Regions from separate parts of the Mus musculus genome. Here region 2 is linked to region 1. Evidence: chromatin loops called from intact Hi-C (ENCODE). Cell type or tissue: left cerebral cortex. All regions are shown on one strand. Links, peaks and the distances in the headings refer to the core of each region. The heading gives the core; the rest is flanking DNA. Region 1 overlaps 4930526H09Rik (RIKEN cDNA 4930526H09 gene). Region 2 has its middle 10 kb from the start of 3110015C05Rik.

What was found. Hi-C counts contacts between places; a loop is a spot of excess contacts. Peaks named below come from ENCODE experiments on the same cell type or tissue, not always from the same donor. Only the 100,000 strongest peaks of a DNase experiment are listed, where the experiment ranks them.
Region 2: a loop joins it to region 1, with 4 times the contacts of the local background. A loop is called at or near these places in 3 of 42 quality-filtered maps.

The regions. Positions count from the first base shown.
Region 1 is chr13:110,873,353-110,889,310 of GRCm38, reverse strand. It overlaps 4930526H09Rik (RIKEN cDNA 4930526H09 gene), which reads left to right. Exons shown (of 3, transcript NR_131194.1): 3 at 6,293-6,900. Among named protein-coding and RNA genes, the nearest start is that of Gm38397, 22 kb to the left of the region's middle. In left cerebral cortex, for the core only: no CTCF peak of the experiment used is centred there; DNase peaks (open chromatin) are centred at 6,295, 6,510, 6,909 and 7,556; H3K27ac peaks cover 1,927 bases.
Region 2 is chr13:111,231,457-111,247,414 of GRCm38, reverse strand. No RefSeq gene overlaps it. Among named protein-coding and RNA genes, the nearest start is that of 3110015C05Rik, 10 kb to the right of the region's middle. In left cerebral cortex, for the core only: CTCF peaks have their summits at 9,324 (motif pointing right) and 9,961 (motif pointing right); DNase peaks (open chromatin) are centred at 9,299 and 11,497; H3K27ac peaks cover 1,991 bases.

The DNA.
Region 1 (15,958 bases), core at 3,880-11,879:
TTTACAAATTTTTATTTAAAGAGTTTTTGTGAGCCGGGCGTGGTGGTGCACGCCTTTAATCCCAGCACTTGGGAGGCAGAGGCAGGTGGATCTCTGAGTTCGAGGCCAGCCTGGTCTACAAAGTGAGTTCCAGGACAGCCAGAGCTATACGGAAAAACCCTGTCTCGAAAAACCAAAAAAAAAAAAAATTATAAATTAAAGAGTTTTTGTGCAATATGTTTTGCTCATATTCTTTCCTTTCTCCTAACTTTCTCCGATCCTCCCACCTCCCTTTCCACTCTAGTTTATTCTTTCTCTCTCGAAAAGAAAGAAAAAAAAAACCAACAAAACAAACAAATAAAACATTCCCCAAAATAAAAAAGGAGAAGAAATTCTAAAACAAACAAACAAACAAACAAACAAAAAGCACACGGACTACATTTTGTATTGGCCAATTACTCCAGGTCTGTGCTAAAGTGTGTTTGATATATCCTGTGATACCCAATTGGAGAAAACTGATTTCCAATTGCAACTACCTTCTTGGTAAGGAGTGGAACTCTGTCCACATCTTCTTCTAAGGATTTCGTCTGATTTGACCCTGTGCAAGTCTTGAGCATGCTGTAACAGTCTCTCCTATTATGTCTGGAAGACTCTATTTCTTGGTGTTGTCTACTGCCTCTGGCTCTTATAATCTTTCTGCTCCATTTTCTACATGGATCCCTGAGCCTTGAGAGGAGATATTTGATGAAAACATCCCATTTAGAACTGAGTGCTTCAAAGTATCTCCCTCCCTGCATTTTGTCCAGTTGTGGGTCTTTTTGTCAATTATGACTCAGATCTTGAAGGTTCAAGTTTGGGATGGGAAAATGAACAGGATTAGACTCAAATGATCTGGGTCCAACGAGTCGGGCCCTGCCTGTGTGATCTGGTTCTGCAGTGAACCTTTCTGACCTCCAGGAAATTGCATGTTCTTGACTCTCAGTGTTTGAGGAACATGCATATGAGCAAAAGTTTTCTGTTATGTTTCTCTAGAAGAAGTTCTCATAGTTGGGGTACAGGTTTAAGTGTGTTCTTCACAAAATATGTTGAAAATTTCTTGAATGGATTAGTAGAGAATATAAAATATGTTCAGGTCGTAAATTCAACCTCTGTCTATCTTGTCCTTTTCACCATGATATGATAACAGCATAGAGGTCCTGGCCAGAGACTAGCTTCCAGAACTACAAACTAATGAACTTCTGTTTGTGAAACTTACTTTGTCTCAGATATTTATGGTAATACCACAAAGCAGATCAACACATACATAGAGAAAATCGTTTGATTTATCACGGTCAAGAGAATGAAATCCGTGAGGTCTGTTTTTGAAGTCTGCAGAGCTTGTAGGGTGATGGGCAAGCCACGGGCATCCACCAACCCTATTAGAATCTGAACCCTACTTCTCTGCTCATTGGCTGTGTGATTTTATGCAGAGTGTTTAATGTCTGCCATCATTCTCACCAAAAGAACCAAGATCTTCAAATTCACTCACTGTCTTGACAGTAGGGATTGCAAAGGTGAACAAGATACACAAACTCCATGATATTATATAACGGTGTAATGAGAAGACTAGTACCTATCTATCATATGTAGCTAAGAGTTTTCACATATAAAATGGGTATAATAATGCATATCAGAAGCACATAAGTACATTTAAATATTGCTACTACTATATAAAACTTAGATGTAACCTAATTATATCTATTTCTCTGTCTCTCTGTCTCTGGAGGCAGAGAGAGGTGAAGGCCTTGAGTATCAGCGTATTCAGTTACCCTTCAGCGTGCACATTTTAAGTGCCAACTCTAAAATATCCAGGCTTCACAGAGCTCGAATTTAGGAAATGGAAATTGTTTCTCCTTACTCTCCTTGGTAGCCATATTGGTTCTGCCACCTCTGTCTTAGGAAGTGACCTTTTAACCCTTTGTGGGATGGTCCTGGGGTCTTTCTACCTGCACACCTGACTTTTTATTCACTTTGAAGTATACCATCGTCTCTATGTAACTCCCCTATAATTCTGACCATCCAATCCCTAATTTCTTGGCATACAGACCTTGCCCAGATATTTTCTATGATGTGTTTCTCATTTGGTTGTGACCATTTATGCTCTATATTATAGGTCCTGTTTTTCAAACATAGTTATCTTCCCACAGATTTAAAAAATGGCAGAGGTAATGTCTTTTTTTTTTAACTTCACCCCAAATACATTTGCAGAGTGGGTAGTTAAAATTTACTACTGTTTAGTTTTTATGTGCTTTCTGTTTGTAGAAGCCTCAGAAGGTTTCATGCTTTGGATACTATCAGTCTAATGGTTTGGGGAGGAGCTGGGATGGTTCCCAGCATGAAAGGGATGGGGTTGGGGCAGTGTAGATAATGGCAATTACAGATGGGATAAATCTAAACATTGCAACCTGCTATCTCTGTAAAATTAGCTTGTAAAACTACCTTGGGGAATGGGAAGGTGAGTCTCCACTGGCTTTTGTTAGTATGAGCTAACCACATGCAAGAGGAAAAGGAACTTAGCAAATGCAGCGAGAATTGCTTCTCAGTGTCTGGGATTAGTTTGTGTCTTGCTACTCAAGTGTTTAGGAATCAACAGGCACTGGCGGCAGTCAGAAGCTTGTGAGAAGTGGAGCACTCAGATTTCACCCAAGCTACTGTGTTAGCACCTACACCTTAGTAAGAAAGTCAGGCTTTGTAAATGTGCAGAAGCACTGAATTCTAAAGACTTGAACCTTAAACATTTTCTATCTAGGGTGTTCCCTAAATAAATGAGAGTTTACAGATAGGGCCCAGTATTTGTAAATCCCCCAATAGTAAGAAGCTCTAATATGAAGAGATTTCTGATTGGTAAATATTTGGATAAGGGCAGATATGAATTTGTTTATGTTTGAAGCAGGTTTTTTCCCTCCTTATTGCTGTTGCCTTTCCTCTTCCTCCTCCTTCTCCTCCTCTTTGTGTGTGTGTGTGTGTGTGTGTGTGTGTGTGTGTGTGTGTGTGTGTGTGTGTAGATACATACTCATATAGTTGTATGTGTGGATGCTGGTGCATGTGTGAATGTGGAGGCCAGAGGTCAGAGGTCAGTCTTGGGCGTCCCTGCTCCGGAGCTCTCTCCTTTTCTTTTGAAACAGGGTCTCTCATTTTGACTCGATTAGAGTGACTGTCTAGTAAGCCCCAGATACAGAAATGTCCTTCCTTCTCCGCTTCTTCTGCTTTTGTAAAAAAAAAGAAAAAAGAAAAAAGAAACAAAAAAAGATTTGTTGGCATGCGTGTGTGCACACACCTGTGTGTGTGTGTGTGTGCACACGCACGTGTGTCTGAGTGTATGTATATGCTGTGTATGTAGGAACAGATAATAGGAAAAGGCCCTGGGTTCCCTAGAACTAGAGTTACAGGCAGTTTTGAGTCACCTGACTTGGGTGTTGCAAACTGATCTCAGGTCTTCAACAAGAACAGAGAGTTTCTTTATCCACATAGCTGGATTGTCAGTCTTTCCCTAGTGTGGGTTTTTTTGTTTACTTATTTTTTAATGTGGGTTTTTATATTGAATTCATGCTTGCATAGCATAGCAAGCAGTTTTCTCATTAATCTCTCCATCTCCTTTCTCTTCTCTTTTTCCTTGCTTCTCCAACCCTTCCTATCTTTACAGCATACCAACTGCAGAGTAGAGGAATTGATAAAACTGAACATACCAGACAAATAAACCCTTTATTACCAAAGTTCTTTGGCTCATGGTGTTTATCACAGCAGTAAACAGCATCACAGACCACAAGATATGAGGTTGTCTGTTAGGAGGTTGGGGGTCTCTGTGGTCATTGTTTCATGGGGTTAATGACAAAATTTGCATAAGGTTAATGAAGTCTTCTCTCAAAGTGCAGCTACCTGCTTATGAATTACTTGTGATTGATGCTGAAGTGAGAGAGGTTTTATTTCCCTTGTATGTAGTATGCAACCACTCTCTCCACTCATAAACCTAAAATCCAACAAATCCATCCAATTGTTTCTGAGTTAGTGAGAATGAAAAATGGTCTTTCTGTTCCTTTCATAACAACCAAAACATATCCAGAATTTAATATATGATTTCTACCACCTCCTGGAAGAAAGAAAGATTCTGTGATTCTAAAAGTCACAGCAGAACTCAACATTCTGAGCTCAGTAGATGTACATTTTATTTTATTTTATTTTATTTTATTTTATTTTATTTTTGCTAAAGTTACTATCTAAAAGGCTACATGTGCCATCTTCTTTTCTGTGTGGCTTTGTTAGGGGCCCATAATCAAAGGAACAAGGGACAGAAGCAGAAATTCCTTAGTTTTCCCCATAAATTAGAATGCAAAGGCAATGTACAAATCCCAGTACAATTGTTGTAAGAGAGAATCTAGATACATTGAGGGGAGTTAAGGCAAGTCCTCTCTAGTGGAGAAACTAAACCCCCCCCCCAAAAGATTAAGCTGTTTATCTAAAGTTTCCATGCCCTCTGATGGCATTAAGTGCACACTCATATTATATTTTAGTTGTCAACTTGATTGCATTGAGAGGTCCCTGTGAGATTAGGAAGGTACACCTCAGAGTGTTTATGACATTATTTCTAGACATAATTACCTAAGCAGGGCAGTGAGGAATGAAACCCACCCGCAGCATAAGTGGCACAACCCTATATGATAGAGACCTAAATGGAACGAGAGGAACAAGAGGGAAAGCCCATTACCACAGGTGTTCACTCACTGCCTGCTTCCTGGATACCATGTTAACTGTTCCATACCACCACTATGTGGCTCAGAAGCTGTCAGCAATATCTATGCTTTGGAGCTTAAGACATTTAAAAAATATTTTTGTAATTAGAATTGTGTAGCATCCCCCTCCATTTCCTTTCTCCAGTACCTCCCAATTAACCTCCCTTGAACCTGTCCCATGCTGTCTCCCTTTCAAGTTGACAGCCTTTTTTTCCTTAGGTATCTGTGTGTGTGTGTGTGTGTGTGTGTGTGTGTGTGTGTGTGTGTGTGTGTGTGTGTATGCGTGCACACACATGCACGCATGAACACAAACATACAAATACAACATGCTGAGTCAATTTTTGTTGCTTGTGTGCATCCGGTTTCAGGGATTTCCACGCGGCACTGAACAACCAGCTAGGGAGGTCATCTCTGGGAAAAGCTGATTCTCTTCCTAGTTAATTGCCTGTAGTTTTTCTCAGGTAAGGCTCTGCAAAAAATTTGCCTCTTCCATGGTAATATGCCCATTGGTACTGCCATTGTTCTGGTCTTGTTCTATGCCATTGTTTCTATGAGGGACTGTCTTACAAGAGACTTTTCTGGTATGCTGGTTCCTACCATCTTTGCATTCCTCTTCTGTGAAGCTCCTTGAAACTTCAGAGGCAGGAGCTGTGGTGTAGACGCTGAGCCTGGGCTCCCATGATGTGTTGGGTGTTTGTTTGTTTGTTTGTTTGTTTGTTTGTTTGTTTATTTGCTCAGGAATTTTCTCACAGTGATGAGAAATCTAATTCACTCATAATTTATATGTTGTTAAATGTGTTATTTGTTAAACACATATTTGTCAGTGTAGTAGAGGGACAATTAATTGAGAACATTGTGGAACATTATGGATACTCCCCACCCTTCTTATGGAAGCTACATCCTTTTGAGAATAGCTTTTTTGTTGTTGTGTTTTCTGGTTATTTAGCCTACCAACTATCTTAGGCTTCTGCCTTTGACTATTGATTTATTTTCCTGTTCAGTAATTAATTCATGGGAGGGAACAAAAATATATCGTACTGAAATATATACCCAACCTTTCTTCTCTCAGCATTTTGTCTGTAGTTTTGGAGAAAGCAAAGGCTGTTGGAAAGGATGAGATGGCATTTGGAGATTACTTGGTGAATTTGAGGAGTGTGTTTGTTTTAAATTTTAAACACCATAAAACATCAAAGGCTTAATCCAAAAACCTATTGGTACTCTTATCCTACAGAATTTCCCATGCTTTATGACTTACAAGTTGCGTGTTAAACCTTATTTACTCATGTAAGTCACAAATCTCCAGGCCATTCATTCATCTCGTCATTTGCATTTCTGGGAGGAGCATTAATGGGACTCAGGTATCATGTTTTGTATCTGAAAATGTATATGCCTGCATGAGTAAAAGGCGGTCTCTTCCCAGACTCTCCTAAACTGAGAATGTCACCATATGTGTGAACAAATGCCCTTCTAGTCGATACTGGGTGTAAACCACTTGAAAACTGGAGGAGGGCCAGCATTTCATCATCATGGCTCACGTCTTTTCACAGAGTGTCCTGCTCTCCCGTGCTCTCCCAAGGGAATGAAATACCAAACCTTGTCCAAAATGTCAACGATGATGCACCTCTCCTCCTGGAGCAGAGCTTCTGGAGTCCAGGCAGCTACTTTCCCAGCTGAAAAATGCCGGTGAACCAGCACGACAAGGCTGTCATGAGTACCAGCTTACGGTTACTGGCAAACAGCAAGCACAATTAAATTTCAGTATTGAGTCACCTGTCAACTGATCAGACTTCAACTCCGACTCCTACTGCTGAGTTTTCAGGCTGCGTGGGATTTTTGCCATATTGAGCTTAGCTTGCATTAATTGATGTGTGCTGTTAAATTCTAGAAGAGCCACATTGTTTTTACAGAGGATATATGCTCGTGGTTTAGAACATGTGTGATGCACACCTTTCTTGTTTCTTAGCTGTGAGTTCTTCAGCCCAGAAAGGTCGACTACAGGCGTTGATTTGGGGCAAAGAGACAGAAAACAAGTCACCTTTTTCCTTTTTTTCTGGTTAAAGAACCTACACAAATACCAAGTGAGTCTCCTCCACACATGAATCTTTTCTGTCAGTTCAGTGGGAGTTTTATGTGGGAATAAAGAAGAGAAAATGTCACCCAGAGTGTGTCTGATCATGATTTAATATCTAAGCCAAGAAATCTTGAAGTACAATTCCCCCACCCACATAACACTAAATCATTGACTCATGCAGGCACCGAGCCTCCAAAGGAGCCTTTGCAGTACTTTGGGTGGAACAAGATAGAACTAAATTAATTTGATAGCTCCAAATGACCTTCACAGGAAATCCTCTCATTATGATACCTAATTGACGTATAAATGAGAGGATGATCAGCGTTTACTTTCAAGCTCCCATTGTAGGAGAACCATTAAAAAAATTATAGGCAGAGTGTGCAGACAGACAGAGAGAGAGAGAGAGAGAGAGAGAGAGAGAGAGAGAGAGAGACTGCTTAAAAGTATTTCCATAGGGTAAAACAGGAGTGAAGTGGAGAAGGAAGATGGGGCAGACTGTGAGAATCAAACATTTTCTCTGCCTAATTAACTGCACCTCTTTATAAGGTTGACATACGTTCATTGAAAATTAGAGTCCATATAATTTAAGTTACTATTAAAACAAATATCTGTAACAAACAAACACAACTATGCTTTATTAAAATAAATAGTGGAGCTTATGGGATCAGTCCACAGCATTTAAAAGCAGTCCTAGCCCATGTTTCCCATGGGTGTAATTACATGACTCAGTCACTGGCCAGCAACTAAGCCAAAGCATGATTAGTAGAAATGAGCATCCTAGCATCCCTTTTGCCCAGCTTTGAAATTGATGAATTAGTATAGAACTGAGTGTGATCCCTAGGTTGCAGCATGAAGCAGTAAGGAGCGTCTCTAAAGAGACAGGTAGTGTGGTTACCATTCTGCTTATGCTCAGCAACGAAAGAAAACCATTTGGAGTGTAGTTTACAAATTGTTTCCTTGTGCACACATCTCTTCAACTCTTCTGTAATCCTGTCTTTGTTTCTTAGCCAAACATATTCTAATTCTAGCCCTAGTGCTACACACAAGGCAGCATGCTATGTTTGCATGACTTTTAAGAAGAGGAATCTTTATTAACCATTTGTAGACATTTTTTTTTCCACAGCCCCAGAAGCAGTCCATGCTGTGTTCTGTAGGTAGAGTAGACATTTTAATTTGATTTTAGAACCTTGGATGAGGACATTTACAATTATATTAAGACATCTGAATTCCATATCTAGACTAAATAAAAATAACCTTTCAAGACAAGCAAATGCAATAACATTATATTTCAGACAGGCTTTTAATAATACCTTCATTATGGAATTATCATATATGCATACACTTGAACAGAAGCTCATGCTGATTCTATCTAGAATGATACTTTAGGGTTTGTTATGATTGTAATGTGCACCGAATTCTGGCATTTATACATTGCTCTGACTAGTAGACTTGCCAACTCAATTAAACTTGGTGAGTAAATTGTGTCTGTCCACCAATGTTATTTCCTTCTTTGTATATACAAGCAGAGTCTTTACCACCACCCCACCTGCAGGTAAAATTATGCATGAAGAGGAAATCTTGTTAGTATAGGTGGTATTAAAGCCAAGTTATATCAATTAGAATATTCTGTTTTTCACTTAACTATTATTTAAGTTGATAGCCAAGAAGATATGCACAGAGAAATAAATTTTAAGAGCCTATTATGTAGTACCATTTCTGGATAGGGAGAGAATCAACCTATGATGTTGTCATCTCATCTACAGGGATGTCAAGCAACTGGGACAATAACCTGGGTTTTATCTTCATTCATCTTTTTGAGGATGTGTCTGGGCATCAGAAGACCAGTAGTTGCAGACTAGTGTGGGCGTTGCTAATATGGAAGCTACGGTTATTTAAAAAGAAGTTTTTACAAGTTGTTGGCCACGGGAATTGATAGACGTCTCAAAGTTGGAGATCATGTGATAAATCACACAAGGTAGAAACTTGCCCACTAATTAATCAGCATCCTATGAACCTGAGCAGAGTGAGTCACAGCCAACCAGCCAGGTACAAGTGATATGTTTGACTGATCTAGAAGAAAGACAGCTGCCATTTTGGATCTACAGGCTATAAAAAGTACATGAAAGAGAAACTTAGAAGTTTAGAACCTGCTCTGGGTTTAAGAAACTACCGCTCAACAGAGATTCAGTTATAGATTAACTTCCTAATAAATGCCCTCTAAACAGCCTGTCAGAATCCTAGGCGTTATCATTTGTCTTGACTAGCAAGTGACTAAAAACATCTCTCTGTGACTATTTGATAAGCATCATCAACTCCTTCACCAGTTCCTGATGGGTCTTAATCATGTAAAATTCAGGATTGGGATTTTGGATTATTTTTGGTAATTTGGGACTCTCCTGCATTGTAAGAAACCTCAAATCCAACACCAAAAGGTTTTCTCCAATATTCTCTAACTTGGGAGTTCGGGTGTGTTTATAAATTCAAAAAAGAGATATGTTGAAAGAGAATTATGATGTCCCATTGATCTGAAATGAATATGTTAGTAATTCCTGAGAGTTAGGCTAGGATAAAATTAATGTTCATCTCCTGCTATGAAGTAAACGGTACACTGAAATGTCCTTCATGCCCTCTGCAGGAGTCTACTCTACCCCATAGTGTGGAATGCTCCCTAAATATGCAACTACCTTGTGGAAATTTCTAAATCTGCATAATCATCGATGGAACTAGAAATGGAACCAATTACATACTGAAGAGGAAGCATGCCTTTCTGTGAACTGTCACCCTGGGAGGGCCCTACTCAACCCTGCTGATGGTTGATAAGCTCTGATACTACATTCAAGAGGCCGCTGTAAAATTACTTCATCCTCATCCTAAATCTATTTGTCTGAAGACAGGGAGAATATCCCCCAGTATTTACATACATAGTACTTGAGGTCCAGCTGTGGTCCCACATCTGGCAAGCTTCTTGAACACATGCAGGAGAAGAATCAATTAAACTTTGTTGTTAGCAATGGACTCTGTGACCTTGGCAAACTGCTTAGCCACCAAGGGTGCATTTACCTGTCTTTAAGATGGCATTCTATTTTCTTTCTTTCTTGTGAGGATGTTATGAGCATTAACAAGATAATATTGGTAATTTGCTCTGAGTCTCTAAGAAGAAAAGCACGCTTCAAATAACCCCACCACTATATTGCTTTGCAATCAAGCTGTATCTTCTCCTTCAATTACCTCCTCCACTATTGTGTTTACTTCAAGAAAGGTGTGTCTAGCTGGTCAAAGCAGTACTTACTCACATTGCCTTTCCCTGTTGGTGTTAATTACATGATTTTGCACCAGTTCTCAAGTTGGTTTCTTTGGAAATAGTTTCATGAGTGGATTATATTGACTGTAAGAGCATGATCTTCAAAAAGTCTTGTATACTCTTAAGTGTGTATGTGTGTGTGTATGTGTGTTGTGTCAGATTACACACAACAGATTCTAGTATTTTTAAATGATTATATACAATAAAAATAATAATTAATGCTATAAATGTCAAGAGTACCTTTGATCTGATCATCTCAAAGTGCTTTAGAAAGACTAATTAAACTTCACAACACCTCTTTACCATACCTATCATTATTTCCATTTTGCCGGTAAGAAACTGAGGTTCAACGAGGTTATGGGAGTAGCACAAGCACCTGCGGTGAGTCAGGGCAGGGCTAGGGAAGGCCCTAGTCAAAAGTGGTACCCTGGGTAAAGAGAGCTCTCCATCCCAGTGATGCTCAATGCAGGCATCAATCAGGAACTCTCAGTAGTCAAGTTGATGCTGCAGAGCTTAGAAGATAAAGGGTCTCTCTTGTCTTAGCTCCTTGATCTTCTTGATCGCAGAAGGTTTTCTGGCCTTTCAAATTCAGCTATTCAGCTTGAGTGGACTAGTCGATCCTGGTGTATGTAAGATAGCCCCTTAAATCTGTTAATGTCACACTAACTCTAGCCTAGCAAATATACAGGATGACAAGAGATGTGATCAGTTAGCCCTAACCTAGTGTGGATGAATGACCTGTGACCTGCAGTTCTCATATATGGCTTTGCCTTGTGGGATGCTGTAGCAGAAAGCTTTGAAAGCACAAGTAGAATTTTACCACTAGAAAAGGAAGCCTGCTAGGTTGGTGTAATTTGTTATGAATAAATGGACGACTTAGAAATGGACTCACCCCCACTGATGATTCGAAGCTTGTGAAGCTTCAAGAGCTGGCACTGAGCACACACCACAGACTCAGGAAGGCCGCATTCCTTTCTTAGTAGATGGACAAGCCCCAAGGCCTATGTGACATTGTGTTAATTTAGGAAATCTCAAAGCTTCTACCTAAAATGACTTTCCCATTCAGTTGTAAGACTTTTATTCTTACAAATGAGTTTCTAAAACTTTATTTTGTTTTATTTTTGCCCAGTCTCTGGAACTGTTTTATAAAATGCTTATGGGAAACAAAATATCTCAACCTAGCTGGGGGAAGTAGTGACTGCACTCAGTGTCATAAGCAAGGGATCTTAGTGCTTGGACTTAGGCGTGGGAGGCCAAGCAACTCAGGAGTTAGCCAGTTAGAGCTCAGAGTAAGACTGAATCCTAAATTTGTTTCTTACTAGCTTTAAGACATTGAATAAGTCATGTCATCTTTGAGCCCGTTTTTATCAACCACCAACTGGAAAGTGTATCTCAATGCCCTCTGCTTGTCATGCAGGTCAATGAAGATGTTGTAGGAATATCCCAAACATGATACCTCTCCTGTGGCAGGCACAGAGCTATTAGGGTTAGCATTAATATCTGAGTTATTTCCTGGATTCTCTTCTGAAAATATCAGAATAAAAACGGAAAGTAGGGATATTAGAAAAGTGTAAAGAGACAGACTGTATTTGCTTTTATTGTTGTTTGTTTTTGTTTTTATTTGTTTTGTCTTTTTAAAGATGCTTGTCTGAGTTCTTTGCTATTTGTGATCAGAGAAATGAGTTGACCAGATGGCTTTTGGGGATGGAGGAAGGAGTGGATGGCAAATTATAGGAAAATGCAGGATACAGTGACTGGCTTAGAAAACTATCATTCCCTGTCTCCAGAAAAAAAAATGTGTTTGCTGCTTTTATGTATTACAATGGAAACTTGTTCTCAGTAGGCCTGGCCAGCTTCTCTTTTGAAGGTCCTCAGGGAGTGGTATTTGACTATGGTCCATAGGGAGTGGCATTTGACTAATGCCCTAAAGCATTTAATGCATGTTCAAAGACGTTTTAAAAACGTTTGTGAAAATTATAAGACTAAAGTTAAGGTTAATGTAAAATAAAAGAAACTATTCTAGATGGGGCTGAGAAAAATCCAAATAGCCTTTTGCTTAAAAACCAGGGTAGTGTGCTGATTCATAAAAGGCAGATTAGCATCGGGATGTGAACCACAGTTGGTTGGGAAAGGAGACAATAAATGCCTTTTGTTTTAAGGAGAACAAAGTTTTTAGGAGTCAGGAAATCATTTTCCCCTTTCCTAACCTTGCAGGAAGATCCAAACAATCTGTATTAAACCCATGAGACAGAAAATCCCCATTAACTGTTACAAGCCAGAATTTCTGGATATGCATTAGAATAGAATGATGACAGTGGTGGGAGGTGGAAGGCTCAGAACATTCATGCGCTGATGCGATGCACACAATCTGTAGTGTGCATCTTGCCTGGTGAACTAACATGTTGGCTCATGTTGTGTACCTGCTGCAGTTTAGTATTTGGTTTTAGATTGGTCACTGAAGACTCTTTACTTCTTCCAGTTTCTCTTTCTAACTCAACGTAACCTCCCGAGTTGATTCCAAAATGCTCCAAAATGAAAACATACTAAATGTGATTATGATGCTACGCGCATCAAAAGTCGCCATCATCTCCTGCATCCACCCATGAACACTCCTTCGCCTAAGGGAAGCTATGAGAGAGAAATCTACCCGATTTTAGTCTAGGGCGAGAAGAGTGAGCTTGGGATCGAGACTGGTAGTCTAAGCTGGTTGAGGAGGGAGAGAGCCCAAAATATGATAAAGTGCACATGAAGTTGGAGGATGAACGAGAGAGCCTGTGGACTGGGCATACTCTGCCATCCATAAAATTTGATGGAGACGTTTGTCTCCGTGATTCTCTTGGCTCTCAGTGTGGCTTTGTTATGGTTCTCGGTGTTGGTTCATTATGGCTTCAACTGGAACCTCCACAGGCCAATTCTTCGAACACAGTTTTTCAGCTGCTGACACCCTGTGGGGCACAGCTGGTGAAGATGGGTCAGGTTTTAACCTAAGCCCTCTGCCTCCTGGTACGTCATGTTATGAGTTGTTTCTGCTGAATTCTCCTGCCTCCCTGAACGGTGCCATGCCTTCTCTATCATGACAGACGCAAACTCTCTAGAAACAAGAGCCAAGGTATACCATTTCCCCTTCAGATGATGTTTAATTAGTTTTTATTTTCACAAAAATGCAAAATGAATTGACACAGGGCCCTAGTTTATTTTTTTTCCAAAGTCCTCTGATTCAAAGAAACATGTTAGATTATACTGCACCTCTATAGTAAAGTGACCCTTGAGAACCATAGGCTAGATATCGTTAGCTGACCCAATGAAAATCAGTCCTCAAGAGTTAGTTCACCATAGTCTGAGATCTGCAGCCAGAGAAGTTCTGGAATCCCATAAATAGCAATCCCCAAGAGACAAAGCCCTGTGGAAAGAAATTCTCATTCACAGGGGGTAGAAACAAGGGTAGTGACCGGCTTAGACTTTCTCTTGTACCCAAGGCTCTGTCCGTACTTTTTGACTTCTCCCTTCAATATCAGACTGAAGTTCTTTGTGAAAGTGACTGGAGCCAGATATGGTAGCACATAGCTTTGTAAATTCCAGCCCTTGGGAGGCAGAAGCAGGGGAAAATCTCTGTGGGTTCCAGGTCAGCCTGGTCTACACAGTGAGTTTCAGGACAGTTAGAGCTACATAGTAAGACCCTGTATTGAAAATATATCCCCTCAAGTGTAGTAACTGGGGTCTTGGAATATTTTTATTAGTTTAGAGTGGCTGGAAAGCACTTTCAGCCAGGAACCAGGAAAATAGTTCCCTTTGTCCACACAAGGAGCGAGCAGGAAACCTGCTGAGCTTTTCAGTGAGGCGCTTACTGAAACCAGCAGATAGAACAAAGGCCAGTTGGAAGCAGAGTGATGATAACTAGTTCCCACAGTCTCCCGACTTCCCTGTGAAGCAAGTCTAATTACCTCTTATTGACAGATGAGGAAACTGAGGGTTCAGAAACATGATGTAACTTGTCCAAGTTCTCACGGTGAGCAAGGGACATGAAATGAAATGGGCTGGAAATGAGAAGACGTGTCTACCTGAAGCTGCAGCTTGTGCAGGTGACATGCCGCTCATAGTGTGCAAGCCCTTAAAGTCCATGGGCTCTGTGTCCAGCTTTTATATAATAGTATCATCCACGTCACTGCCTTGTGGGCCTGATATTTCAGGACAACTGTAGCTCCCATGTGATTCTGTAACACCCCTGCTATAAAATGCCACTCAAAAGTCTCACAAGTACCTTCTGAGTGCAGAATGAAAAAAAAATCCTAGTCAGTCTTACTGGTTTTAGGCCCAGAGATCTTTCAAAGAGCATCTTTCACGAAACCTTCACAGTAGCCATTAGCTCAACATCAAACTGACTTTCCTTGCAGTACCTAAGATTTCAGCGTGAACTGCCTGAACTCAGCCAGGCTTTTGCTTGGTCATGCCGAGGATGGCACTCGTCCTAGGAAACCTGAAATGCAAACTGTTACTAATTTGCCTACTGTCCCAGTTTTGTCACTAAGGTAGCTTTTCTGTCCAGCTGTGAATGACACTAAATTTTCAAGTGCAAATGCTGCATTGGAACCCATGAGGTGTGTTGCACAACATGTCCCAGTGTCCCCATTCTGGAGAGGGCATAGACTTGCTATCTGTTTATCACTCACCAAGGCCCGAATCTTGTCAGTAATGGAATACCTAAGACATTCTGTTCTTAGTCAGGGGCCTCTGGCCCTGCACATACCTGTGGGCTGCATCAGGCGATTCTTTCTTTAACCTCTGTTTCTCTCTACCAGCTTGACAGGATCTTGAAAGCTTCAAAGTTCAATTTAATTCCAGATCGATTAAAAATAAGAACACATTGTGTCTCACCATGTGAATCAACTTAGGTAATTAGAGAAACGACAAAGAGTTCATTGGAGCTCTCAGCAAAAATTTCAGTGGTATATTGTCTGCTTTCAAAGCAAACACAGTTAGCTGGTAACCCATAGGTACACAAATCTAAAGCCATGACAGCTTTATTTCTTGCCAACAATTTTTGTACATAACATTTCTGCAACTGTGGGCCCTGTTCGTGTTTTACTTGTCTCCTCAGGGTGGAGTAGAGTGGAAATAAGGGATAATTAAGAGCTTTGGAGTGCATCAGAATAGATATATCTGTAATTGGAATGGAGATAGATTGGTTATGCAGGCATGCATAGATATGTCACTTGATAGTAAATGTCTTACACATTATAAATCAGTTTTCCCTGTATCTATTGTTAATGTCAAATTTCCTACATATTTGCAGTTCTCCCCTTCTCTCTATATTGCTATATACATATAAAGCCTACATATGTATAAATGACTATATATATATATATATATATATATATATATATATATATATATACAGAGTGAAATATATATAATTTAAATAATGCATATGGAATAGGTACATTATGTGTGTATGTAGGTATATATGTACACACAGACATTTACATATATGTATGAATTGTAGTGATAGAAAAATACATATTTACATAAAAATAAGTACCAAACATTATATGTATATAGATATATTTTTCTATACTTGTTAGATACATATGTGTGGCATATGGTACCAATCATATATATCATATATGCATGGAATGTACAGTTTCTATACAGAGGTGTAGATATATACAACCATGTATACATGTGCAGGACTCTATGCATTTGTCTTCAGGGTTCTTACTCATGTTTGATAAAAGATGCTGGCAAATAGTTTCTCTTTTGTACAGCTTCCTCCATCCTCCCAGGCACTTCTGCTCATTTCCTGCTTCATACTTCACAGCTCTTTGTGTAGACAGGTGGTTCTAC
Region 2 (15,958 bases), core at 4,811-12,810, 360 kb before region 1:
TAGGGAGACATGAGTGGACAGGTGACTCTGGTGGAAGGTTCAGAGAAAAGGCGACCAGCACTTAAAGAGGAAGTGTATCTACCTGCTGAAGGCATCCTTTCCTTTCCTTATGTCACCAAGGCCAGGAGACAGTAAAAAGACAGTAAAAATAAAATGTGGTGTGGATGCTGGATGGCTCTCTGCAGTCAGATCATGGCTGAGTCCTCAGCACGAAGATTGGGGTTCCTCCATTGCCTGCTTAGGCTTAGATGATATTCTAAAAACATTAAAAAATTTAAATATGTACAAAACCCATGGAGGTTTTGAATTCCTATTTTTCTTAAACATTAGGATATCAAGTAACCCTGGGAAGGAGTGTCTTCCCTTCTGTGGTCCCCACTCCCTGCTGTGTTACTCCCAACTCCCATTCATGAGCTTTATGAATGTGTTCTGCGACACTAAGGAGGAATGTGTAATCAAGGGAAGGTGGATATGGGAGAGATGAGTGGGGAGGGCTGTTGGGGGGATAATTTGATGTTTAAAAGAGCAAGATATAAAATATTAAATAGTTGAGCTTTTTTAATCATGTGAAAAAAATATCCAACTGTAACGTTAGTGTCTGAGGGTTAGAGAGAAATAGAACTCAGATGACAGTCACACAGGAAGGAGGGAAGGTACATTTTCTTTGTTTTATTGAGGATGGGACATTGAGGTTGGGTTCATGTCACCAAAAGGAATTTTAGTTAACAACTAAAATAAAATTCCTAAGATTATAATTAAATTTGACTGGTTTTGATGAACTATTTCTGTTGCCACTTTGGAGGCAAACTTCAGGGATCCGACTCCTTGAATTCTCTCTCTCTGTCTGTGTCTGTGTCTGTGTCTGTGTCTGTGTCTGTGTCTGCCTCTGCCTCTGCCTCTGCCTCTGCCTCTGCGTCTGCCTCTCTCTCTCTCTCTCTCTCTCTCTCTCTCTCTCTCTCTCTCTCTCTCTCATTGGATGGACTGGACTGAAAAAGTCCGGAGAGGCTCTTAAACTTTCTCACATTTAGACACTTTTCAGGTCTGAAACAGAAAGGCTCTCCCTAGGGGGACACATTTTCACTTCTTCAGATCCATTTACTGTGAAGCTGAGCCCTTTGAAGGGAAACACCCAGAGATGGTATTCTAGGAGACATCTTCTCCAAAGGAAAACGGAGGTAAAAGCATTGAGACAGACTCTTCCTTTTGTTATTGCAAATAGGATCTGGGTCAAATGAGTAGTGTATCAGAAATAGACTTTAGGATTAAAATCAAAGAGGAAGAATTCTTTTGTTGACATCTCTGTTTGATGTTAAGACTTTCAGCTATGAGTCTAGGAAGGAGGGGAAAAAAGAGCTTTGGGTTAGATAAAGGGTTAATTAGAAATACTGAATAGAGCATGCAAATTGCAAGGGACATTAGGAACATTAACCCAAGGGCAGGCTACCAAACAAACTAGAGGACTGGGGAGAGATAAGAGGCAAAACTTCATAAAAAAATCATAACTTTATATACAGAAAGAAATAAAAGATCGGCCTATGAGTCATAAATGATCAAACTTCGGATGACCTCAAATTATCTACAGAACAAAGCCCGAACTCCCTGTACAGACTTCAAGGCCTTCCATTATCTGGCTCCAACCTACTTCCTCTACCTAGCATTTTACTATGCTTTCTTCTGCCTACTCCAGAACCTTCTATTTCAGCCTCATGGACTAACTGCATTCCTAAGACAGCCTGCTCCTGAGAGCTGCAAGCTTTGCTTACTCTACTGGGAACCTCCCTCCCTTTTTCTCTGCCCTTTGATGTTGGATGCATCATTGAAAACCCACCTCAGCTGCTCCCTGCTCCCCCATAAAGCCCTCTCTAGTTTCACTAGGAGGACTACATCTTGAAAGTCTCGGAGCACCCAGCTCATATCTTTATTATACTTCCTTCCTCCATTCTGTATTATTTATGCACATGGTTGTTTCCATCACTAGAATCTTTCTATTATCCTCACATATTATTTCTGACATTGCCTATAACAACATCTTAAAACTCCAGTGGTTCAGATATTGATTGTTGACTTGTACCTCCAATATTTATTTTGAAACAAATAGTTGATTGTTTGGGCTGTGTTAACATTCCAATGTCCCCTCTAATTTAACACACTGAAGACCAAATCCATTGGCTTCTCTTACATGTTGTTTATGTAACTCATCTCCATCATGTCAAAGTCAGTCAATTTCTGAATTGAGTATCACTTTGGAATTTAATTTACTTAGATATAATGCCAAATTTTATTAGATAGTTTTGGAGACACTTCTTATAAGCTTTGCTGTTTTGCCTCCTGTTTGTTTGGCCTTAAATGAGACTCTCATCTCTTCGCAGCTACATTCCACTGCACTTTGACAAGCATTTCCTTTTTCAGTCTTAAACTCTGAAGACCATTGTCATTGGACTTTTAAGTCATACATCTTAAAATATCTTGGGCCCCTAATTTTCCCTCACATAAATCGAAGCTTCTTCACTTTGGTTTGGTTTGATAGTAATCACAGTGGTTAGGGATACAACTTTTGAATTTGGAAAAATTAGGTCTGTCTCCTACTTGTTATACTTGCAAATTGAGTCATCCAGAACTTTTCAAAGTCTCAGCTTCTGATGCCATAAAAGGAAGATAATAACCATTTCTGCTCATAAAGTTGTCTTGGGTTGACATGAGATGCCTATAAAGTGTCTGTCAAAGTGGATGGTAAGAACAGGAGTTCATTAAACGTTAGCACTCTTAATTTTTTCCCATTATTCACTAAGGGACCTGATCAGTGTGCTAATCGAGTCTCCTCACAGTGCCAGGTCAAATTCGGAGAGCACACACCCTTGGGAGGAACTGATGGGGACTGAGCAGACCCTGTGCGTGAGGCAAGAGTCTCTGAGTAGCAATACAAAGTGGAATGATGAGACAGGGATGGAAACTGATGAAAGGCCCTGCAGCAAATGTGTCCTTACTTCACTTGAGGGTTTGAATTCTACAAACCAGGCAGGAATGCTCATACTTTGGTGTTACAGGTGGCTATATTCTGCAGAATGTAATTGTCATTGGGAAATGCAGTGATACAGACAGGTCTATGTGAAGAAACGAGACAAGAGGGATCATTTATCTAGAAGCAAAGATTTGTTTGCTCAGAGGTATGGGATATTCCATTGGTGTCTTCAGACGCTCCCCCCCCACCCCCGTGCTAATCCAACCCCCCATGCTGGTTTGATTCTTCCTGGAGTTGTGTATGATGCTAAGTGTAGTCTCTGGAAAAGGGCCTGAGAGAAAATGTGGCAGCCTGTGACAGTTTCATGTAAGGGACCGGAACAAAGCTTTTGACATAGCCACTGTTAGTTATTGGCAGAAATTAGATATTGCAACTGATCTGTGCAATATTACACACCAAACCATGAAGCACCCAGTTCTAGTCATTTCCAACTAGCTTGAGGGTCATTTACCTGTGTGTCATGGCCACACCCTGTAGCTTGCAAATTTGTCTTACTTTGTAGCTCAGATTTTGCCTATGTAGTTAAAATTCTAAATACTAACAGATCAGTTTCTGGTTTATATATGAGAACTGACAAAATTCACAATTCTGTGTGAATAATGGTATACAATTAGACATTAACTGGGAAATACAGAATGTCCCGTTGTTGACTTTACAGTTCTCATCACATAAGCTGATCATATTAGTACTTGTCAAGGCTAGAACAAACCTCGTGACTGCAGACTCTCACCTGCAATACAGAGGAACCTATAATAATGTAAACTGGGGGTAAGACTTGGCCCATCACATTGGCTGCCTGACCTAACCATGAATGTGACATGAAGTAGAGGAAGGGACACTGGACTGTAGAGGGTTTTCTATCTCTTTAATTCCCTCACCAACCACTATCATGTAGCTTTGGACAAATTATTTACATTCTATTGTCTTCCATTTCTTCAAGTATAAAATGAAGTGGAGACTTGTTAACTCTGGCTATACATCTATCTAGTCTAGTATATCTGTTGGCTTGACATTCTCTCAAAAATCCACTAAACTTTGCAGTTAGGAAATAAAAGGCCATTATAAGCCAGAACAAGGAGGGCAGAGGAAAACATCATAGTTCTAAAACCTTTAAAGCAGGAAAGATGTGGACAGACAGTAACTAAGCAGACTCCAGGAGCCAGGACGTCAGCTGGTGTTAGGGAGACCCAACAGCAAATGTTATTACTGCAGAGGACCAGAAAGGCTCAGGATGAGAGAGAGAGAGAGAGAGAGAGAGAGAGAGAGAGAGAGAGAGAGAGAGAGACAGAGAGAGAGACAGAGAGACAGAGAGACAGAGAGAGACAGAGAGACAGAGAGACAGAGAGAGAGAGAATAGGAGCACAGTAGTACCAGAAACAGGAACATGTAATGAATGCAAGGGAAAAAAAAGCACACACATCAAAGATGCCTTCCCCTGTGCCTTCTTAGTATCTCTGGGGCTTCCATCTGGGAATTCTGAGTGGACTGGCTTCTAGACCACAATACAGACTCTCATTCTCTAACACATTGAGCAGGGGCTACATTACACACTGTGGTTAGACAGGGTTGCAAGAAAGTGTGCAGAGGCATTCAGGGATCCTGACATCTATAGTCAAAACCTACAAAATATGTCTTCCATGGATCCAATCAAGCAAAACTAGGTACCAGGCCATTGCAAATTTAAGGTACAGTGAAGGATAGAGTCTATCTTTAGATGGTTAGAATTGTGCAATCACATCCCGGTCAGGTACAGATGCAGAGAGAGAAATAGTGGCTAGTTTGGGCAACAACTATAGGAAGCAATGATGACAGGAGTCCTGAAAAAGCTTATAGTTTTTGTGTCTGTGCAATGAGAGTAAAAGGCATATGTCAAAAAAAGTAGGGAAATGGATTCAAACTCATGACCAAGTATTCCTAATGGCAGCAGCTTATACACAGGCAATCAATTTGGACTATAGAGACATGAAGCTCATTGTTCCTGGGATCTATTAGAGATAACAAGTACTCAGAGAACACATCACGTGAGGATGTTGGTAGTTTATATGCAGTAGGATGGTTGGAATTGGGATAGAACAGACAGCTACCACAGCATGACTTGCCAGGAGCCAAAGGCTCAGGGGTATCTGGGGTTGAAGCCGAGATATAAGTGATTGTCTCAGATTTTCAAAACTCAGGCAACGTTGTTCCTGTTGCCAACACAATAACTGGATTGATGGCTTAGGTTTTCTGCGGAAGAGCACAGGTATCCACTCTGTTTTCCCATGCTCAGGAAATATAACATGGAAATTCACATGGCATCTACATTAATGTTTTATTACCAGCTTCACTGTATGATAGACCCGCCTCTATCTGTGGTAGAACAGACTCGCTGAAGATGAAGTGCACATATATACGGTGCAGAGAGAGAAGTCTTCTAGAGGATGTCTACAGCCTGACCTGCATCACTTTGGCAAAAATGTGGAAGTTGAGAAGATCTAGAAATTCTGAACTTTAGGGATTCCTCAATCCATGGCCCGCCAAATGTTTTCACAGTGAAGTCCATCACTGCAAGCACAAAGAACGTTGCAGGGGCCATTTTGTTGCTCATTGTGCAGGTATCAGTGACGATTGAAAATAAGCTTTTAATTAAGAGGATATAGTGAGTAGACATATTTGGAACAAGAGGAACACAAAAGAAAGCAGAGACAACAAAAGAAAGAGAAGAAATAAAAACTTGTTGAAATGGTAAAGCTATAAATAATATCTTCTAAGAATAAAAGGTAATATTGCCTGAGAAACAAGAACAGAATATCACTAAAAATAACCCCGAATCTTCACGAAACAGAAAGAGTTCTTGGAACTTAAAAACAAATTAAAATCTCAGTAGCATTTTTTTTAGAAGACAGAATTTGTCAAATGTCACAAAATGATAAGTGGGAAGTCATCATTTCTTAAAAATTAAGGGATTAATTCATCAAGCGAACCATCCAATTAATAGAAATTATACAAGAGAGACAAGTGCAAAGGGTATGGTGGAAAGAGAGAATTAAGAACAATTTTCCAGTAAAAGTGAAGCTTCTGGATTGAGCTAGTTACCCCAGAGATAGGAGGAACAGTCCATAACACAACTACATTGTTGTGAGCGTTTAGAACTGGAGAGAATAAAAGGGAGAGAGAGGGAGAGAGGGAGAGAGGGAGGAGCAGGAGAGGGAAGAGGATGGGGAAGAGGTGGGGGACACATCTCCTGTTTTTCAGCAGAAATCCCCAACATGTACAAGAAGAACTGAATTGGGGTGTCTGTAATCTTTTCAATGTCAATGTTAACAGGACATTGAAATGACATCAGTCCTACAACCCTCAGAATGAGAATGAGGGAGTTACTAAAGGCTTTCCAGACAAATGCTGAGGCTTCAAGCTCCACCTCCTACCTCATTCTTTATCAGAATTAACCTCTTTGTTTCAGGAAAATCAGAGGTATGTCAACAAGTGAGGCTATGAGAGCTGCAAAACAAAACAAAACAAAACAAAACAAAACAAAACAAAGAAACTAACTCAGGAGATAAGACAGGGACATTTCTAGAATAATAGTGAATGGGGAGGATACATAAATAGGCTTAATCAATATATTCAGAAAGAAGTGGGAAAGGGAAATCCTCATGAGGATGTTACAGAGGACAGTTTTGCTCAAAGAACACCTACCTTCTTGAAAACATGAAGAAAGGCTCCATTCTTAGATTAGTTGTACAGAAAAAAATTGGTTGCTGTGGACTTGATAGGAGACAAAATTGATGTAAGAGGAAGTTGGAAGGCAATTCAATGGGCACTTAATGGCAACTTATCAACAACAGCAGTAGTCTCCCACTAGGGTCTATGAAGTCCTGGCCATTGACTTTTGGGTCTACAGTACTATAGCTGAGTTCTGTCCCATGGATCAGGCCTCAAATATAATCTGAAAGTGGTTGGATATCCCTTTAACAGATGTGCCACTATTACACTCATGGGCTCATTTGTATAAACAGATGGTGTTGTTGAACGTAGAGCCCACAAGTAATCAAGATTGCTGATGGAACTCTCTTCCAGAACCGTGTGACACCTGGATGACTCACCAGTAAGGACAGAGCTTTCTACTCAGTTCTAGATTGACTTCTCTATGAAGGACTACATATTGTGATGGTGGGCAGGCAATGGTTACGATTTCAAATAATCATTAGTCCATTTTTTTTTTCATATTTGGAGAGTGCTCAGAACATGTGATCTTTGAAGGAATAGGCATCTCTGCTCAAGGAAGAAATATAATATTTCTTTAAAGAAATTTCTGTGGTTGATTTTACTGCATTTAACAGTAACAGTTAGAGAGACAGATTATGGCATGTTTAGGGCCATTTTAAGAGCTATCTCTTGCCTTATGTCAGTTGCCCCTCAAACAACTCAGAGAAATGTGAAGACAAGTTTTGCATCTTGTCACATTAATACTTAATATAATATAAACATTAATAACAGTGTATGTTCCCAAAAGTGTCATGCATTTTCCTAAGAAAGGGCTCTCCCTTGTAATAGTTAATACCGCCCACGTTTCTGTCCTTAGGGGAATTGGCATGTAGCAAACTTATGAAAATTTTGTGTCTTGCTTTCCATTAGTGATCCTCATCCTTTGGAACACTGTGACGCTTTAATACAGTTCCTCACATGGAGACCCCAGGCCATAAGATTATTTCATTACTACTTTATAACTGTAATTTTTCTACTGTTATGAATTGTAAGATAAAGATTAGCTAGAGTATTGGATATACAACCCCCAAAGGGTCGTGACCCACAGGTTGAGAACCTCTGTGCTACATCTATTGCTTCATCTCTTGTTTATTCAGGCAACATTTTCCCATCAGTCTGGCTGTAGCCCATGAGCCGTAAAAGGGGTGTTGCTGGCCATCAGATTATTCTTTCTGCTCTGGAACCATGTCTTATTTACGAGGCTCTCTTTTGTCCTGATTGAAGTTTCCTTCAAGGCTTTCCTTCTTGAATGAAGAAAGACCGGGATGGGATATTGTGTCACAGTGGAATGTCAGAGGTGGAAGGTGATGGGGATGCTCTACCGAAACCTCAAGGAGGAAGGATGTTAGTGGTGGGATGCAGTAAGGATACCCCATAGAGAGAGTGAGGAGGAAGAACCATTTATTTTGTCCAACAGCTTCTCCAGAAATGAGAGGAAACAGAAAACAAACAAACAAACAAGCAAGCAAAAATGAACAAACCTTTTCACACATTTCAAGTTCTTAGAGAAGTTGTTTCTACAGTTATATTTGTAGGCTGTGTGTGTATCTTTGTGTATGTGTACTTGTCTCTGTGAATGTGTATCTTGTGTCTTTGTGTGTTCATATATATGTGTGTGTCAGTGTATTTGTGTCTGTCTACCTGTGTGCATGTGTGTGTGTGTGTGTGGGGTCACATTATGTTTGTTTAGAGAAAAAACTTATGTCTTTCAAGACATGGTTGTGTTTTTCTTCCTGGTTTCTTTAGTTTATACATCTGTCTGTCTGTCTATCATCTATCATCTATTTACTTATTACTGTCTATTGTCTGTCTGTTTGTCTATCATCTATTTACTTATTATCGATTTTATAATCCCCCCTCTCTCTTTCTCTCTCTCTCTCTCTTTCACACACACACACACACACACACACACACACACACACACACACACACACACACACATCTAGTGTGTAGGAGTTTTTGCCCATATCTATGTCTGTGTTCCACATGCATGCCCGGTGTCCAAGGAAGTTAGAAGTTCAGATTGCCTGAAACTATAGGTAGAGAAGGTTGGGAACCACCCCGTGTACGCTGGGAACTGAAACAGGTCCTGCAAAATCAATGTTTTTGCAAAATCAATGTTTTTTTAAACTGCCGAACCATCTCTCCAGCCACAACTTGGTTCTTCTTTGTATTCATTTTATTTGAGCTAATATACCTTTTAACATTTCATAGTTTGGTAAAAGTGAATGGATCACTGTGATTTATAAGCGGCCTGCAACTTATTGCTATCTGGCTATGCTCTGGAGAAAATGATGTGTTGAAAGAAAGGTCTTACAAGAGAATTCTGGGGCCACTCTGTACTGCAGTTAAGCATGAGAATAAAATCAAACACTTGGTGTCCTTATCAGAAACACAGGCTTTCAGTCTCATACTATACACTCAGACTGGAGATAAGTGATTTTTTTCTTTTCTCTCTTTAGTGTTATGAAAGAAAAACATGTGGCAGAGATCCTGCCGCTTATGGTCTTGGAATAAGTAGTGTGGCATTTGGAGGAAATTTTCCTCTCTTCCTCTAGATGGCAGCAACATTCTTTAGCACCTAACTAGGCATCTCTGTTGCTAGGCAAACTTGAAATAAAGGGAGCAGCTACAAATCCTGACTCTTTAGACTTTGCGCTCAGGTGTATATAGTACCTTTACTGTACTATTTATATGACCACTGGTGCAGGACTCTATTATTTATTAGTGATATTTTTTGTTTTTGTTTTTTGTTTTGTTTTTTGTTTTTTGTTTTCCTTTGTTTTGCTTTGTTTTGTTTTGTTTTGTTTTTTGAGACAGGGTTTCTCTGTATAGCCTTGGCTGTCCTGGAACTCACTCTGTAGACCAGGCTGGCCTTGAACTCAGAAATCTGCCTGCCTCTGCCTCCCCAGTGCTGGGATTAAAGGCATGCGCCACCACTGTCCGATCTTGTACATCCAGAATGACTTTGTATATACAGGACCATTTGTATTTATAGACCAGGGTTTCTCAGCACTGCTGTTGTTGATGTTTGGGGCTAGATATTTCTTCGTGATGCTAGTATTAAAGGCATGTACCACCACACCTGAAACTAACTCTCTCTCTCTCTCTCTCTCTCTCTCTCTCTCTCTCTCTCTCTGTGTATGTGTGATATGTGCACCCCTTGTGTGTACTACCCTAGGAGTCCAGAAGAGGGCATCAGATGCTTTAGAATGAGAGTTGCAGACAGTTCCTAGTTGCTATATAGGTGCTGGGAATTGAACTGGTTCTGCAGCAAGAGGGACAAAGTGCTCTTAACTGCTGAGCTAGTTCCCCAGCCCCCTCTTGGGATATTTTTAATGGAGGGAGAAAAAAACCAAAACAAACTAATGACTTTGAAAAGATAAAGTAAAGATGAGGCACATGTCATCCTGAAAGAAGATAGATAATTTGGAGTATAGTTTCTTATTAATAATAAGCACAGATATATGGTTCCTATACTTTTTGATTCTTTTTGATGTTAGCAGGTAAGGAGGAGAAAAACTATACTTAAAAAAAAAAAGCTCACTAGTTAGGAAAAATGCAGAAGTTTAAAACTACAGTTTTAGCCAAATTTTAGGATCACTCTATTCTACTTCCTAGTCTAAATTGGGGTTCCCTAGTTCAGATATGAACAGAGTATGCCAAAAGCCAGTACCTGTAGCTTCTCAGCTTGTGTCCCCTTTTGCTGAGCAAGGGGAAACCCAGCTTAAAAGTAAAGCCAGAGCAACATACTACAAAATCACCTCCTCTCAGCTCCCCTTCCACTGTGCATTCCTTGGCGAAGCTCCCCCCACACCCCGTCCCAGCAGGCTGAACAGTTAAAATAGATGAAGTGAACCCAAGAGCATGAGAACATCACGAAAAGCCCTCTTACCACCGAGGCAGGAAGTTGCTGTTGATCTGTCCCACATGCTCACGGTGCATTCCAGGGAAATGGCTTGGAGCAGGAAACACACGTGAGAGCAGATCCCAAATCTGGTTCTGCACAAGTTGCCTAGGTGCCCTTCACATCTGCTTCCACTTAGGAACACCTCTGGCTTCAGAGGAAACAGGTACTTCTCTAAACAACCAACCAAATCCGGCTTCAACATGCACGCAGAATGCCTGGCTAAGTGTGTTTCTGGTGAAACGATGAAGGCCAGAACCTAGAATCTGCACAAGACAGTTTGAGTCTTCTTTTCCTGGACCTAAACAATAGCGACAGAGTCACATGAGGACTCCCAGCTTATGAAATGGCTTAATCCCGAGTGAGCTTGGGGAAGGGATTGGAAGAGCAGAGAAGGCAGTTCAGATGGATGGAGCTGGTCTGACCTTTGAAGACAGCAAGACACTGCTTAAGTTTCTAATACTGTTGGATCAAGCTGTCAAAAACATTGGCACCACTGGAGAAAGAGGCTATTCTCTACAGCCTGTTTCTTCTCCCACGATTCCTGTGACATCCAAGGTTGACAATGGAACAATAGTTCACTACTCTAGAGAGATCCTTTGGAGAGCTACACCCTCCCTGGGAGAGCCACTTTGCAGAAGCCCTCCCAGCAGCCTTGGCTTAGCCGAAGCCCTCCCACTTGGCTTAGTAGCCTCTATCTTTCCACTGCAATGCAGGTCACAAAGCCCCGTGTGTGCTCTGGGAAGCCGCGGATGTGAGGGCAACTGAAGATCAATAGTGAACTGGGTTCAGTGCCAGGGATGGAACTTGACTCCCCATTCTTGTTCCAGAACTCAAGCATTTTGGCTCAGCTAGGGCCAGCCTGCTCCTGTTCATGGAGCTGTCATTTGGTTTTGGTCATTTATGCACCATTTGCTAACTGCTTATAATTCCTGGGCAATTTCGCTCAGTACATGGGAAACAAAGACAGCAAAACAAGGGGGCTGTTATGTTCTGCTCTGCTTTCGTCAGTGAATGAAATTGGCTGAACAGAGTACAAGCTTTCTTTTGCCGCATTGATTAATATTTTTTTTCCTGTATGACATAAACAATTTTAGGAAGAAAATGTGTGCTTGTGAGATAAGTGCAGGATGCCCTGTCTGTTTTTATAAGTATAACATTTATCCGTCTATTTTGGCAGGGAAATAGGTTAGAGTCTGAAAATTCACCATTCAGTCAACAAATCTGTGAACTGATACAAATCAACTGTCGCTGTCAGAGCTGCTGCTGTCCCACATTGGCTCTGGGTAATTAAAGAAATTGGGGGTCCCCTTGGCAGAAAAGACCCCGTGCTTGAGGACATGGCCTCTGTCTTCAGCACCTTCAGCTGGGTTCCTTTCTATAGTGTGTCAACCCCATCTGTGTAGAGGGGGGAAAGATCAGGTCATGCATTATGTCATTAAGTTAGACGCTTTCCTGACAACATAGGTCTTGAGCAGACAAGGAGAGAGCTCCTTCTAGGAACACAGCAAATGCAAAGATGTCACTATTTATTCTGAGGGAACACTACCAAAGCATGCTGGGTTCTTGTCCCAGAAGTTCCTCCATGCAGCTGGGCCAATCAAGCCTGCTGTGGGCTCTAGGAAGGCTTGCAAACTATAGGGAGAGGGTAAAGGAAGAACTCAGCACCTAGAGTGCTGGCTAAAATTAGGAGCCTTCACAGGTTATTCCAGTGGGCAGGTCTGGCTGCAGCCTGCTTTACACATGCACCCCACAGCTGTCTGCTGAGGAATAAGGCTTTCTAGTGTCTCCAGGTTGACATCCGTGGCCTCTCTGTAGCCTTCTGAGTATGACTGTAGCCCTGATCCCATTTTATTTTTTTCTTGAGCCAGACAGGCTCAGATTGCGATTATATTTTGGAGCCAGAAGGCTGGGAGGGCTATCTGGAGTCTTGGAGTCAGCTTTTTGTGGTTTCTTTATCGTGTAATTCTAGTAAACACAATCCATCAGCCTGTCTTACACAGGAAAGGGCATCATTTGTAGGCAGTCCTCAACTTATGAATGGCTTGTGTTCCAAAATTTGTTTGTGGTCAGTTGTTGGGGCTGTAGAGGCAGATCCCCATAGTAACAAATTTGCTGGAGAAAGTGGTAGTTATGACAGTCCAACTGATTGGTTGTTTCTTTCCTTCCCTGGCCCCTCTCTCTGTGCTGGGGATCTAACCTAGGGCCTTGAACATTCTAGATGTATTAGCATTTTCTCTGTTAATGTGATAAAATACCCTGGCCAAAACAGCTTTAGAGAGAAAGGGTTTATTTTGGCCTATATTTTCAGAAGTTTAGAATTCAGCATGGTGGTGAAGGAGAGAACAAGAGTAGGTGAGGCCAGGATGTAGAACCTCAAAGCCAGTTCCCAATGACTTACTTCATCCTGCAGTGTTCCATCATCTCTCAAAGGTTCCATTACATCCCCAAAGGGTGATATTGGTTGGGGACCAAATGCTCAAACATAAGAGTCTATAGGGGACATTTTACACCCAAACAGTGACACCAAGCAAGCCACCACCACTGAGTCTCAAGTGCCTGCCTTTTGCTTTACTTCCTCTCTGAGACAGGGTCTTTCAGGGTGGTGCAGGAAGGCTTCAAACTCTTCATCCTCCCCGAGTGCTGGAGTTATAGTCATGTGCCACCACCTGTAGTTTCCTTACTTGACTTCAGGGGAAAAAAATCAAGCCACTCTCTATTTTTAGATTGAATTGTATGAAACTAGCAAAATAGTTGAGTCACGATATTTTTCTACAGATGCAACCTGAAGTAGATTCTGTTTATCTTTCCACCGTCCTTCTCTACCCTCCAGTCTCCTTAAGTCTCTACCATTTTCGTTAGGTAAAATGTAGGCAAAGAATACAGACTTTGTAGAGAAGCAGGCATGCAAACGAGGGGAGTGTTAGCAGGTATGGACTTGCACGGCTTCTGAAGGTGAATGGGGTGCAGCAGGAAGGGGCCAGCAGATTCCAGACAAGCATCCCTACAAACGCCTTCAAGGTAATTTGGAGGAACTCTAGTCTGCCCTTTGTTGGAACTTGTCTTTGGGGGGGCAGGACAGAGACAGCTGCGGTGCTGTCAGGAGCAGGGTAGACAGCAGATGTGGGCTGCAGACCTCTGTAGTCATATGCATGGACTTGAGACAGTGGGGCGTGTGTGGGTGTGGTCAGCGAAAGTAACTGCATTGACAAGTGATGTGTGTGTCCTGTTATGAGTCAAGGGATAGGAATGTTGCTTTGTGTGCAGTGTGTTGCAATAGAAACAGAGGTGCAGTATGTCCTTTTCGTTTTGAAGGAAAGTCAGGCTATGTGGTTTCAGAGCTCAGGGTAAATGCTTGGCACACAGTATGTACATGGGAAGAGTTGCCTGGGAACCAAACAATGCCCATCAGTTTTCATCTGTTTGCTATGGAAAGATCAAATTTCAATTTTATGATTTTTCTTAAGGGGAATGTAGTAGATCTCAGAAAAGAAAATTATCCATTTGTGTTGGCTTGGACAATGATTACTTTAGGAGAAAGATATATTTATTTAGATAATGGTTTTCTTCATTATTTTAATGCTCATTGTCTATTTGATGTAAGAACTTTTCTATTTTCATTGGACTATGGCCTTCCTCCAGCAATGCATGTTCTTATCCCAATAGCACATAAATTAAAAGATTTTTTGCATTCAACATTCATCCATGGCAAACTAGCTGAGAGTTGGACTGCTCCAACTGGATTCCAGGTCAATTAGAGGTACCTCTGTATCGTACCGAACTTGGCTATCAGAGGACAACCGCACATTGACAGAGCAGATAATAGTGGAAACAGGATGTAAGGAACACAGAAGGTTCAGAGATTAGAGAGACTCTTTCCTTTTCCTCCTTGGCCAAGTCTAGGTAAATGAAACCATCGCAGGACACCTTTAGGAGCCTTCATGCAGTCCTGGTCACATCTTTCAAAAGGAGCAGATGTAGCAGCTAATGAGTGAGCACAGAGTTTAGGGAGCCCACAAACAGGTCTGATGGCTCTGCGGGCCGGTCGGTGGCAAGTGACTCTCATTATCCTTCTCCCTGCAGCAGAGCATCCTGATGCCATCTGTTGCCTGTTTTCAGAAGTGAGGTCAGTTCTGAGTCACTTTATGCAATTATGTAAATTCAGCTTCTGTAAATCGCAGGGAAGTACTGTTGCTGTCAATCATTTGTGAATGCCGTCTACTGGTGGGACCTCCGCCTCCGTGAGTTAACACTGTTCTTTCCATTGTTTAATGGATTTTTAGGAGGAAAGACTTGTAAGCATTTTTAAAAAATCATTTCCAAAACTTCCAAAGTTTTATGTAGTTTAAGAATAGCCTGGCATGATCTTTAAGTTTCTAATTTTGATTTGTTTCAAGTAAAGGTCTGTGAGCATGGTTCACTGGCTATTTCTAGACATAGCCAATCTGGCTTTAATTCTCTTTCTATATCCTGGCCCTAGCAGCATGCAGACACACAGTCCTGTCCACACTGTGACAGTGTTGGAGCCTTCCACTCCACTAGGAGAGTTGTCTTGCTTGTTTCCCCGTGGATGACCATGTCACTGACACAGCGCTAGATACAAACCGATCCACAACACATGATGGGATGCTGTGCTGCTGTCCTGTATTGAGATGTGTCCTGGGCTGGGCTGGGCAGGGACTGGGAGGAGACAGAGATGAGAAAAGCGTTCTCCTTAAGGCTGAATCAGACGGCATTGGTAGGTGGAGCATAGTGCCGTGACTCTTTCCAGTCTGAGTGGATAGACTGTGTTTGGGAGAATTAAAGGGTTATGGTAAATGGTAGCAAAATAGTAATTAACTAACAACGAAGTGGTAGTTGGTATAAAAACTATATATCCTGTGAACTTTACAGAAGCTCATAGGCAGATACCAAAGATAAATGCAGAGTTAGAGGAAGAACATTCAGGCATCACAGAGGATTTAGCTGTGCAGGTCACACAGTTCCAAGTGCCTGCTATGCACAGGCTCTTTTGTAAATGCCGGAACACACTGGCAAACAAGGGACAAGAACCCCTGAAGGTCACACATAGAGGATGAGGCCCCAAATCGCACATGTCAGCAGACAAACAAACCCACTTATGGATAAATATACACAGACAAATAACAAAAACAATTAAAATGATACCCTGCCAGACAGGAGCAGAGAGGTCTGCAGTTATGTTGATCTTGGAGACTAGAGAGTGGAATTGGATAGTTCTTACAGACATCTTCTCTGAAGGGGTTCCATGTAAAAAGACCCATGTT